Linked DNA regions of Homo sapiens: region 1 is linked to region 2. A link is a contact called in ENCODE Hi-C or POLR2A ChIA-PET data. All regions are on one chromosome and are shown on one strand. Each heading gives the region's core, a stretch centred on a gene start or an enhancer-like site at or near the end of the contact. The rest is flanking DNA. Distances are from core to core; before and after follow the strand shown.

Region 1 (5,063 bases), core at 757-3,256, 78 kb before region 2:
TTAAGTAACTAGCTCAGCAACACACAACCTATAAGTAAAACAGTTGCAACCTGAACCTTAGTTCTGCCCTAGCTCTAAAGTTGGATAGTCGACAGGTCGTGGGTCAGAATCCATAGAACATCATATGGTTCTTGAATTCCTCCCTCAGAAATCAAGGTCCCCTATATTCTAAATGGACCATTTCCTGATCCAGGCAGTACACTGGGGCCTCTCTAAGCTACATCAGAAGCCCTCTTGGAGGTCAGAGTACCATAACTCCAACCTCATAAGAGCAGGCTGGATGCTGCCTTATTGGTCAAGGTAGGGTACCCCACCCTGCAGTTCTCTCTTGGGTCCCAGTGGGAGGGGAGCTTCACTCACACTGGGGTTCTTGTCCTCATCATACTCATCCATGTGGTAGGTCCTGTAGCCCTCCTCAGCTGAATCCCAGAACCATTTAATCATTCTTCCTCTAGAGGACAGGTAGGAGGTATCAGAGGAGATCATGGCAGGATCACCCACTCCACGGAGCTCTGGCAGCTTCTGGTCCAGTTTTCTGGAGCATTCTCCTTCCAGATCTTCCCCATGGCTACTGCCCAGGTCCTGCATGCAGGTGGGGCCCAGACAGGTGGTGGGAGCCCTGAAGTCCTTTTGAGGAAGGGTGAACATCTGCAAAAAGACAAAACGCACAGGCCTGCTCAAGGGATTTCCATAGCACCAAGCATCAGAAAGGAGTTGGAGTCATGGGAGTCCCCTTTCTCTTATCTGCCCCTTCCTTTAGGTTTATGCACTCATCACTTCCTGTGTCCCTTAGCTGTAACCATATGTGCAACGACTTCAACAAGAAAAATCTGTTAAGGACCTAGTACGTGCCAGGGACTGCACTTGCCACATTGACGTGACTTTAATGTATTGCTGCTTTAGCGTGTTCTACTTCTGCAAAAGTTTTTCACTCTCCAGCCTAAGGGGTCATCAACATTCTTTTTCCACCCTTGCTCACCTCAATTACCAAATGCCAGGTTAAAATTTCCTGAGTTAAAGCAGAGTATTGCCTGGGAGTCCTGGGGGTCTTGTGGTGTAAAGGGTAGGATGAGATTATGTGGTGTTCTGAGGCAGATGGCGGGTAGGAACTGAGGGAAGGGAGGAATGGGAACCTCCACAAGTGCAGGCAACCCAGGCAGAGCTCCAGGGCCTGCCTCTTCAGTCCTGAAGAAACGAGGTGTGGACACCAAGGAGAGGGTGGTCTACTCCTGCCCGCGGGTGTGAACTCCTTCACTTCTCTAAGCCAGTTTAGTTTCCTCATCTGCACAGTGGATATAACAGTAACCACCTCGGGGTGGCCGTGAAGACATAAATATATATGTTAGTGACAATAAAGTACTTAGAACAAATCCTGGCTGATGACCAAAGTTCAATAAAATATGAGTCATTATAGCGTAACTCCTTGCCAATTTTCCCAGTCCTGATGCACAACACAAGCTCTGGTAACACTGGGCGCACCATAAACTCAGCGGGTACCCGCAGTTAAATTTTCCTCCGCAAAGTCTTCTCAGGGGTACTCTTTAAATTGGCTGGGCTCTCCCAAGAGCGCTCACCTCCAGCTCTCCCGACAGCCCAGGTCCGAGGAAGGGCAGCACAGTGGGCGGAAGCCGGGGTGGGAGTAAAGCCTGGGGTAGGGGGGCGGCGGGGTTCGAGCCTCCAGGCGTCCAGCAGGACGGCGGCGAATCCACAGCCAGATACCCGCACTCGATGAGGCCTTGGAATCCCGCAAGTGGGGCGGCTACCGCGCACGAAGAACCGAAACGGCCTTCTACAGGGCGGAGGACGTCTCGCGAGAGACGGCTCCAGGTTTCCAGGCAGAGGAAGTGTGATCGGCGCCAAGGGATTCGAGATGGAAGGGCAGAGGCTTTTGCAAAGTGCACAGAGGGAGGCCTGAACGGCTTCCTCCTCTGCAAAGTAGTGGATCCCACCTACTTGGCGGAGCTGGAGGAGGCGGTGCTGGCACTCGGTGGGCGCCCATCACGTGTAGGTTTTCTCCGCCCGGAAACGCCCTGCGGCGACTTACGCGTGGGTGAGGACAGCGCCCCCCTGCGCTCAGCGCGCCCGGACTAGGAGACTGAGGGCGGTCCGCACCGGGTTGGGCTTCCAGGCCTGTTCAGGGCGCAGTTCGTCCCCTTGCCACTCAGGCGGGGGCGGTCTCGGCGGGGACTACGCTTTAAGGGTGGCACACGAGGTAGCACCGCGGGACCAGGAAAAGGGAAAGGGGCGTAATGCCGTTTCCCACCTCCACTCTGGGTGGCCTGCGCGTGCTGGGCCGCCGCCGGGCCGGGTCTGCCACCTCCTTCTGCCTCCTGGCCTTGGTTCTCCAGTTTTCAAAGGAGGTTAGAGCCACAGAAATTTCTTGCCAAAGTATGCTTGGCTGCGGCCCACACAAAGGGCTTTTTAGATTCGGGTGTGAGCATCCTTATGGCCTTTCATCGCAGTTTGTCATTTCTGCCCCTTTCATTTGTAGGGGATTTTCTGTAGCCCTCATAGGTTCTTAGTTGGGGGAGACTCCTGTTACAAAAGACAAATTAACAAGAGAAAAACAGACAGAAATTTACTGACATGTGTATTTCATTTATACATGAGAAATCTGGAGGGAATGAGTCGTTCTGGAAGAGGTGACTTTGAATTCCAGTTTTTATAGCATCTTCAACAAAGAACAGTAATTTTTTTAAGTTACAAGACAAAGAAATAGGGCTTTGAGTCTCTCCAGGAGGCAACTTGTGAGAAGGCAAAAAAAAAAAAAAAAAAAAAAGACAAAGGCCAGTTAGTCAAGCTTGTTAATGTAAATTCCTCTGGTACCATCTCCAGGCCATAGGGGTCTAAAGTTGTCTTTGTTCTCCTAGGTAGACAGAGGGACAGGATACCTTTTGTCTTTGTAAACCTGTGTCCTACTTTTAGGCAAATAGGGCCAGGGTAGAGAGCTTTCCTGAATGTGCTGCTGCTTGTCTTTAGCACAATCCTTCATGTTTTGGGGAGGCATGTCCTGGTCTCCCACACGTGCCTGCAATATTTGTTGAACTCTGGCTAGGTGTGGCGGCCCACGCCTGTAATGCCAACACTTTGAGAGGACAAGGTGGGAGCATCCCTTGAACCCAGGAGTTTGAAACCAGCCTGGGCAACATAGAGAGACCGTGTCTCTACCAAAAAAAGGTTTTTATGTTTTTTTGTTTTTTTGAGACGGAGTCTCGCTCTGTCATCCAGGCTGGAGTGCAGTGGCACAATCTCTGCTCACTGCAACCTCCGCCTCCCGGGTTCAAGCAATTCTTTTGTCTCAGCCTCCCCAGTAGCTGGGACTACAGGCACGCACCACCACGCCTGGCTAATTTTTGTATTTTTAGTAGAGATGGAGTTTCACCATATTGTCCCGACTGGTCTTGAACTCCTGACCTCGTGATCTGCCCGCCTCGGCCTCCCAAGTGCTGGGATGGCAGGCGTGAGCCACTGCACTCAGCCAAAATGTTTTTGTAAATTAGCCAGACTTGATGACATGTGCCTGTGGTTTCAGCTACTTGGGAGGCTGAGGTGGGAGGATCACTTGAGCCCAGAAGGTAGAGGCTGCAGTGAATTTGATCGTGCCACTGCACTCCCACCTGGGTGTTTGCGAGACTCTATCTAAAAAAAAAAAAAAAAAAAAAAAAAAATTACATACACACACACACACACACACACACACACACACACACATATAATTTCAAAAGTATTTTTCAAACTCTGCCCTAAGCTCTACATATTCTGGCAATGGGTACAGTGGGCACCCAGGTCCCAGGTAGAGCTGCAGTCTCTGAGGTGCCTTGAATGGGAAAGTCTTCTTTCCCCATGAAAGGAAATAAGCAGAATCTCTCAATACAGGTATGGCTGGGAAGACATGGCTGTCTTCTGGCCATTCCACTTCTTGTCTTCACTTTTGCCTTGCACTAGCTAACACTGTGACCTTGAGCAACTCTCATGACTTTTTTGGCCCTTACTGTTTTCTTCTGTAAGATAAGGAAGCGATTATTTTCCTCTATTTAAATCTTAATTCTATGTAATTCACATCTCAGTGAATGCCTGTTATGTGCCAGGTCTCTGTAAAATGCGAGGATACGGTGATGAGCAAGACAAACCAAAGCCTGCATGATTGATTGGGAAGGCCGACTTACAATGTGGGGACTATTTTAAAAAGACTATTTACTGGGTACCATGGAAACATGCAGCAGGGGGATTTAACCCCACGAAACAACAAACACAGGCACTTGTCCTAAGTGGAAGACATACACACACGTTACATTAAATGTGAATTGACTAAAGATCAATTAAAAGATCATCAGACTGGATAAAACAGCAAGAATCAAGCATATGGTGTGTGCAGGAGACACACTTTAAATACAAAAACAAATGGTCAAAGGTAAAAATGTGAAAAAAAACAAGCAAATAATAATCATGAAAAAAGCTGATGTGTTCATATTGGTATCTGATAGTAGGCTTCAAGACAAAAATAATTAACAAAAATAAAATGGGGCATTTTAGAATAAAATGATTAATTTATCAGGGTGACAATCTTAAAAGTTTATGCTCGTAATAACAAAGCTTCAAAATACATGAAGCAGAAACTGACAGAACGAAAAAGAGAAAAGACAAGTTCATAATAATTGGAAAATTTTATACCACTCTCTCGGTGATAGAACAAATGGATCAAAAGACACTAAGGATCAGAACTTTTGGACATTATACAAAAATTTAATCTAATTGACATTTATAGAACACCATCCCCAATACCACAGAATATACTTCTTTTCAAGTGCAAATGAAACATTAAGATAGACCACATGTTGTAAACAAATCTGGCCATAAACTGTCTTAATAAGTTTCAAAGGATTGAAACCATAGAGTACATTCTCTAGTCACAATGAAATTAAAGTAGAAATCATTAACAAAGAAAGCTGAACAGTCCCCAAATATTTGGAAACTAAGTTACATATGCTAAGCAAACCATTGATTTAAAAAAAGAAATCACAAGGGAAATTAGAAAATATTTTGAATGATTAAAAACCAGCAGA
Region 2 (4,552 bases), core at 1,096-3,595:
AAATTAAGGCACAGAGAGGTGAGAGGTTACAGATCTGGTAAGTGATAGAGGTGGGACTCAAAGCCAGGCATGCTGGGGTCAGGGCTCTGGGAAGGGAGGAGTAAGGGAGAGGGAGGAATCATGGGTGGCTGCTAAGTTTCTGGCATGGCGACTGACAGCATGTGGGGCCACCACTTCCTCTGCTGACCTGGAACTCAGACAAGGCAGGCCACAAGCCAGGGGCTGCCTGACCTCTTGGCGGGGCCGCCAGCGTTCTGGGTGGCCCTTTCTCTCTGCAGGACCCTGAGGAGGCTCTGGAGGAAGCTGTGTGGAGAGTGTGGAAGACTCCACCCCCAACCCCTGCAGTAAGCTGGAGATGCTGGCAGCCACCAACAGCAAGGCTCTGCAGCAAAGGGACCTGGATGTGGTGGGACAGCTCACTGGCTCCTCCATAGTGCAGAGAAGTGGAAAGTCCTCTGCCCCAAATCCCCTGTGAAAGCCTGATCTCCACCCCTGCTGGGTGGGGGCCATGGTGCCTGGGCTGGGAACCAGGATATGGGGATTTATGGGGTCCAGACCACGAGGAAGGGAAGGGCTGGGAGTGAGGGGCAGAGGAAGGCCAAGGTCAGGCCCTCTGAGCCTGTCCTGTAAGCAGAGACCTGCAGTAACCACATGGCCCCAGGCAGGAAAGGAAACAGGAGGCTTCTCAAAATAGACCAGGAGCGTGCAGCTCTGTTGCATTTCCCAGCTCCCACCATCTGGCCAAGCCTAGGCAGGAAGGCAGGCGGGGGAGGGGAGATCCGTGGAGGGCTCCGACTGTCTGCAACCCACCTCTCACCCAGACCTTCCCCTGTTCCTCTTCTGTTGACTCTGTGGCATCATTGCCAGGCCAGATCGTCATCATCTCACAGGTGAGAAAACTGAGGCTCAGAGAGGTAAAGTGACTGGTCCAAGGCCACACAGCTGATGAGCGGCAGAGCTGAACCCAGCGCTGAGCCTCCCCACACAGCAGCTTGAGGCCTGGCCACAAAGTCTGCAGCCTGCACATGCCCTAAACGCCACTGTTAGTCCCCTGCCTTTTGGCTGAATCTGACCTTAGACCAGCTCCCCGTGAAGAAAACCGAGTTTGTGATTCACCAGTTAGAACCCAGGGAGGACCAATCTTTCGCACTGTCACACCTGCCTTTTGGCTGCGGGTGAGGACCACAGCAGTAGGAAGTTTGGGGAGAAGGGTGTGGTGGCATGTACCTATAGTCCCAGCTACTCTAGAGGCCGAGGAGAGAGGATTGCTTGAGCCCAGGAGCTCAAGTCCAGCCCAGACCCTGTCTCCAAAAAAAAAAAAAAAAAAAAAAAAAGAAGAGAGAATCAGCAGACAGAAATGGTCTCCTAGGATTAGAGGAATTTAAGAGCAATCATCCTGTTTTGCAGCCTCTTGCCCTGCAGCCTGTTTCTTCCTAAACCCTGTGTGGAACCGAGTGGCCTGCTTGCTTAAGTAGGTGACAGACCCTGACAGACCCCAGCAGCTTAGTGATAAGCCTGAGTGAACTTTCCTTATTACCACGCTAAAGTCTCTGCCCTGGGAGAAGCTGTAGCTTTATTATTCTAACATTCGGCCTGTGTGCTGGCAAAATGACTCACTGCATCTACGCCACCGAGACCCCCTTCTACATGCGATGATGCAACCTCTCCCCTCTCCATGGCTCCGTAACACCCTCCTGTCACCTTCCCTCTAGAAGACACTGTTTTGGAGAATATTCCCAGGGAGCTCCTTACTTGCGCCAAGTAATAAAACGCCTATTGATCAAAACCTGAGTTCTGATGAAGAGTTATTTGTTACTCACCAGGCAAACGAACCCCCGTGTTTTGGAGGTAACACGAAGGGTAAGGGAGAGTGGTGTGGGCACTCCAGGCAGGCCCTGCCAGGGTTCCCCCTAGCGGGGGAACAGAGATCCCTAACAGCTAACAGGGAGTGAGTTGTTCACACCCTAGTATGAATTAGTTTTGTAAACTACTGTCCCTAAAAGCAGAGAGGAGACTTTCCAGTGAGAGGATCAAGTTCACAGAAGAAAGGGTCCACCTCATGGTGGAGCTGAGGCTAGGGCATCAGGGACATTCATCCTTCCTGTGGGGGTGGGAAAAAGCAGCTCTAACCCCTGGGACTGAAACCATTTTCCATGCAGATTCTTTCAGGGTCTGTCAGTTCTTGGCCCAGGAAAATTCCCTGCGGGGGGGTGGGGGAAGAAGCATTGTCTGAAATGCCCGAAAGGAAAAATCTTCTCTGCCTGCCAAACGCACATTATTGTTCCCACCACATCCCAGCCACAGACCAACTTCTGTCGGGATTCCACCCTGCCTTGGCCTTGACCCCCCCGAGCGCTGGATTATACTGGGAAGAGATTCGGGCTGTGTTGGGAAGTCGGCCAGGTCTCCGGCTCTGTGATGCCTCCTCCTCCTTTCACCGGGTAGAAACAGTCACTGGACCTGGCCTGGATGACCGCTGTGGCTCAGAGGGAGGCAGAGCCAGCCAGGGAGTGGGGGAGGTGCTGTGGGGGAGGCTTGGGGGACTGGTGACCCAGATTCCACTTCCTGTCCTGCTTCCCTCCATTCCCAGACAGCAGCTGCAGCTGGACACTGACCACAGGCCAAAGGATACCTAGCGCCAACTTCTTGCTAGAAGCAGCGACTGGGGCTTCCCTAGGCTCTGAGTCAGCCACCCTGCAGCCCCGTCCCCCGCCACACCTTCCCACCTGGGCCACGGAAGCTGCCGTTTCTGAAAGGAGGAGTCTGGAAATTCCTCCATCTGGTCCAGACACTCCCACTTTCCAAAGGAACAAACGGAGGCCCAGAAGGAGGCAGAGACCTGTCCAAAGCTACCAGAGTGGGTTGGTGGCAGGGGCCACCACCTGGACCCAGGTCTTCTAACTTCAGGTTCTCAGAAGATTCCGTAGGTATCTGTTGAATAAATGGATGGATGGAAGGATGGACAAAGGGATGGAAATCCTGATGGGCGTGTCCCTACAACAGTGACAGGGGAGTCAAGGATCCATTGCTTGTTCTTCTTGAAGAAGACTCGGGGGTGGGGGGCAGGTCACTGGGGAGAGCAGCCAGGGTCCCAGGCCCCGCTGTGCCACACCATGCCAGTACTTGGAGTGGGGGAATTGCTAGAACTTACTTTCCAGAGTCCTGGAATCACACTGTCTCTGGCTCTTTCTAAGGAGCTCTTGCTTTCACCTCTTCTGGGATGGAGGTGGTGAGGGAGCACTCACCATCATCTCATTAACAAAAGTTTATTGGGGTGTCTCATACACTGAATCTAGAATTTGCACCGCAAACCCTGTAGACAAGCTCCCTGCACTTATGGGGGAGACAAACAGCCAATGAGCAAATAAAGGATTATCCCAGTTGACAAACTCATGTGATGCAGGCAAACGTTGAGATGCCTTTGGTGGAGAGAAGGGCTGGGTCTTCATTGTCTCTCTGAGAAAGTGACATTTAGGCTGATCCCAGAAAATAAGAAGGAAACCAGCCCAGTAAAGTTCCAGGGAAACAGTTTTTCCAGGCAGAGGAGACAGCAGGTGCAAGAGCCCTGGAGTGAGCAAGAGCTCAGCATTGTCATCAAAGAATGGCCACAGTGGGTGGCTGGAGCACCCTGAGGGGGCAGAGGGAGGCCCCGGGAGAGGTCTGTGAGGCTGGCCAGGGCCAGGTAACCCAGGGCTTCGTGACCAGCATGTAAAGCCCGGGTCTTACTCTGAGATCTGTGCCAAGCCAGAGAAGGGTTGTAAGCAAGAGGGTTGCTGGAATCCAGTTTTATGTTTGAAGATCATATTTTCCTTTAAAAAGAGTGGGTGGGGGGTGGGGGTGGGGTGGGAGAAAAAGACAGCAGGGAGACAGGTTAGGAAGCGCTGGCAATGGTCATGATGAGAGATGATGTCACCTGAAGGGTGGCAGTGTTGGTGAAAGAAGCGTACCCTTTATAGAGAGCTTTTAGGTGGTGGAAATGATGGGGCTTGCTGAAGGAATTGATGGCTGTGAGAGAAGGGGAAGAGGAATGGCACCCACGTCTCTGGCTCTCCGATACCCATAAATGCCATTTAATAAGACTGGGGAGGGTGACATGGAATGCTCGGCTTTGGATGAGTTCAGTTGGAGATGCCTTTATTTTTATTTATTTGTTTGTTTGTTTATTATATATATTTTTTGAGACAGAGTCTCACGCTGTCGCCCAGGCTGGAGTTCAGTGGGATTACAGGCATACTCCCCACCATGCCCAGCTAATTTTTGTATTTTTATAGAGATGAGTTTTCGTCATGTTGGCCAGGCTGGTCTCGAACTCTTGACCTCAGGTGATCCGCCGGCCCAAAGTACAGGCGTGAGCCACTGCGCCCAGCCTGAGATGTCTTTAGACATCCAAGGGGAAATGTTAAGAAGGCGGTTGGATATTAATAATGGTGACAATGATCATGATAATCATCTACTATTTGTATTTCTCTTTTCCTGTTTGCCATGTACCCTCTCACCAGACCGTGCCCCTCAAGGGCAGAGACTGAGCCGGATTTTGCTCATAACCCCATTC

What was found. Hi-C counts contacts between places; a loop is a spot of excess contacts on that map. ChIA-PET counts read pairs that join two places held with the same protein, here RNA polymerase II (POLR2A). Pooled maps may share reads with other maps.
Region 1: a loop to region 2 is called in a pooled map, with 6 times the contacts of the local background. The contact joins the promoter of ACCS here to the enhancer-like site in region 2. A Hi-C loop is called at or near these places in 1 of 168 maps with a recorded cell type or tissue (Calu3) and 5 of 50 pooled maps. POLR2A ChIA-PET finds 5 or more read pairs at or near these places in 3 of 52 experiments (H1, OCI-LY7 and WTC11).

What each region holds. Positions count from the first base shown.
Region 1 is chr11:44,063,213-44,068,275 of GRCh38, reverse strand. It overlaps ACCS (1-aminocyclopropane-1-carboxylate synthase homolog (inactive)), which reads right to left and starts at 2,006. Exons shown (of 15, transcript NM_032592.4): 1 at 1,575-2,006; 2 at 361-648. The coding sequence starts at 648. RefSeq lists enhancers at 1,837-2,026, 2,047-2,136, 2,237-2,366.
Region 2 is chr11:43,985,589-43,990,140 of GRCh38, reverse strand. It overlaps a transcript of ACCSL not described here. Among named protein-coding and RNA genes, the nearest start is that of C11orf96, 45 kb to the right of the region's middle. Within about 2 kb of position 2,345, at least 19 of the 41 ENCODE cell types and tissues checked have a DNase peak (open chromatin) inside an H3K27ac peak, as active enhancers do.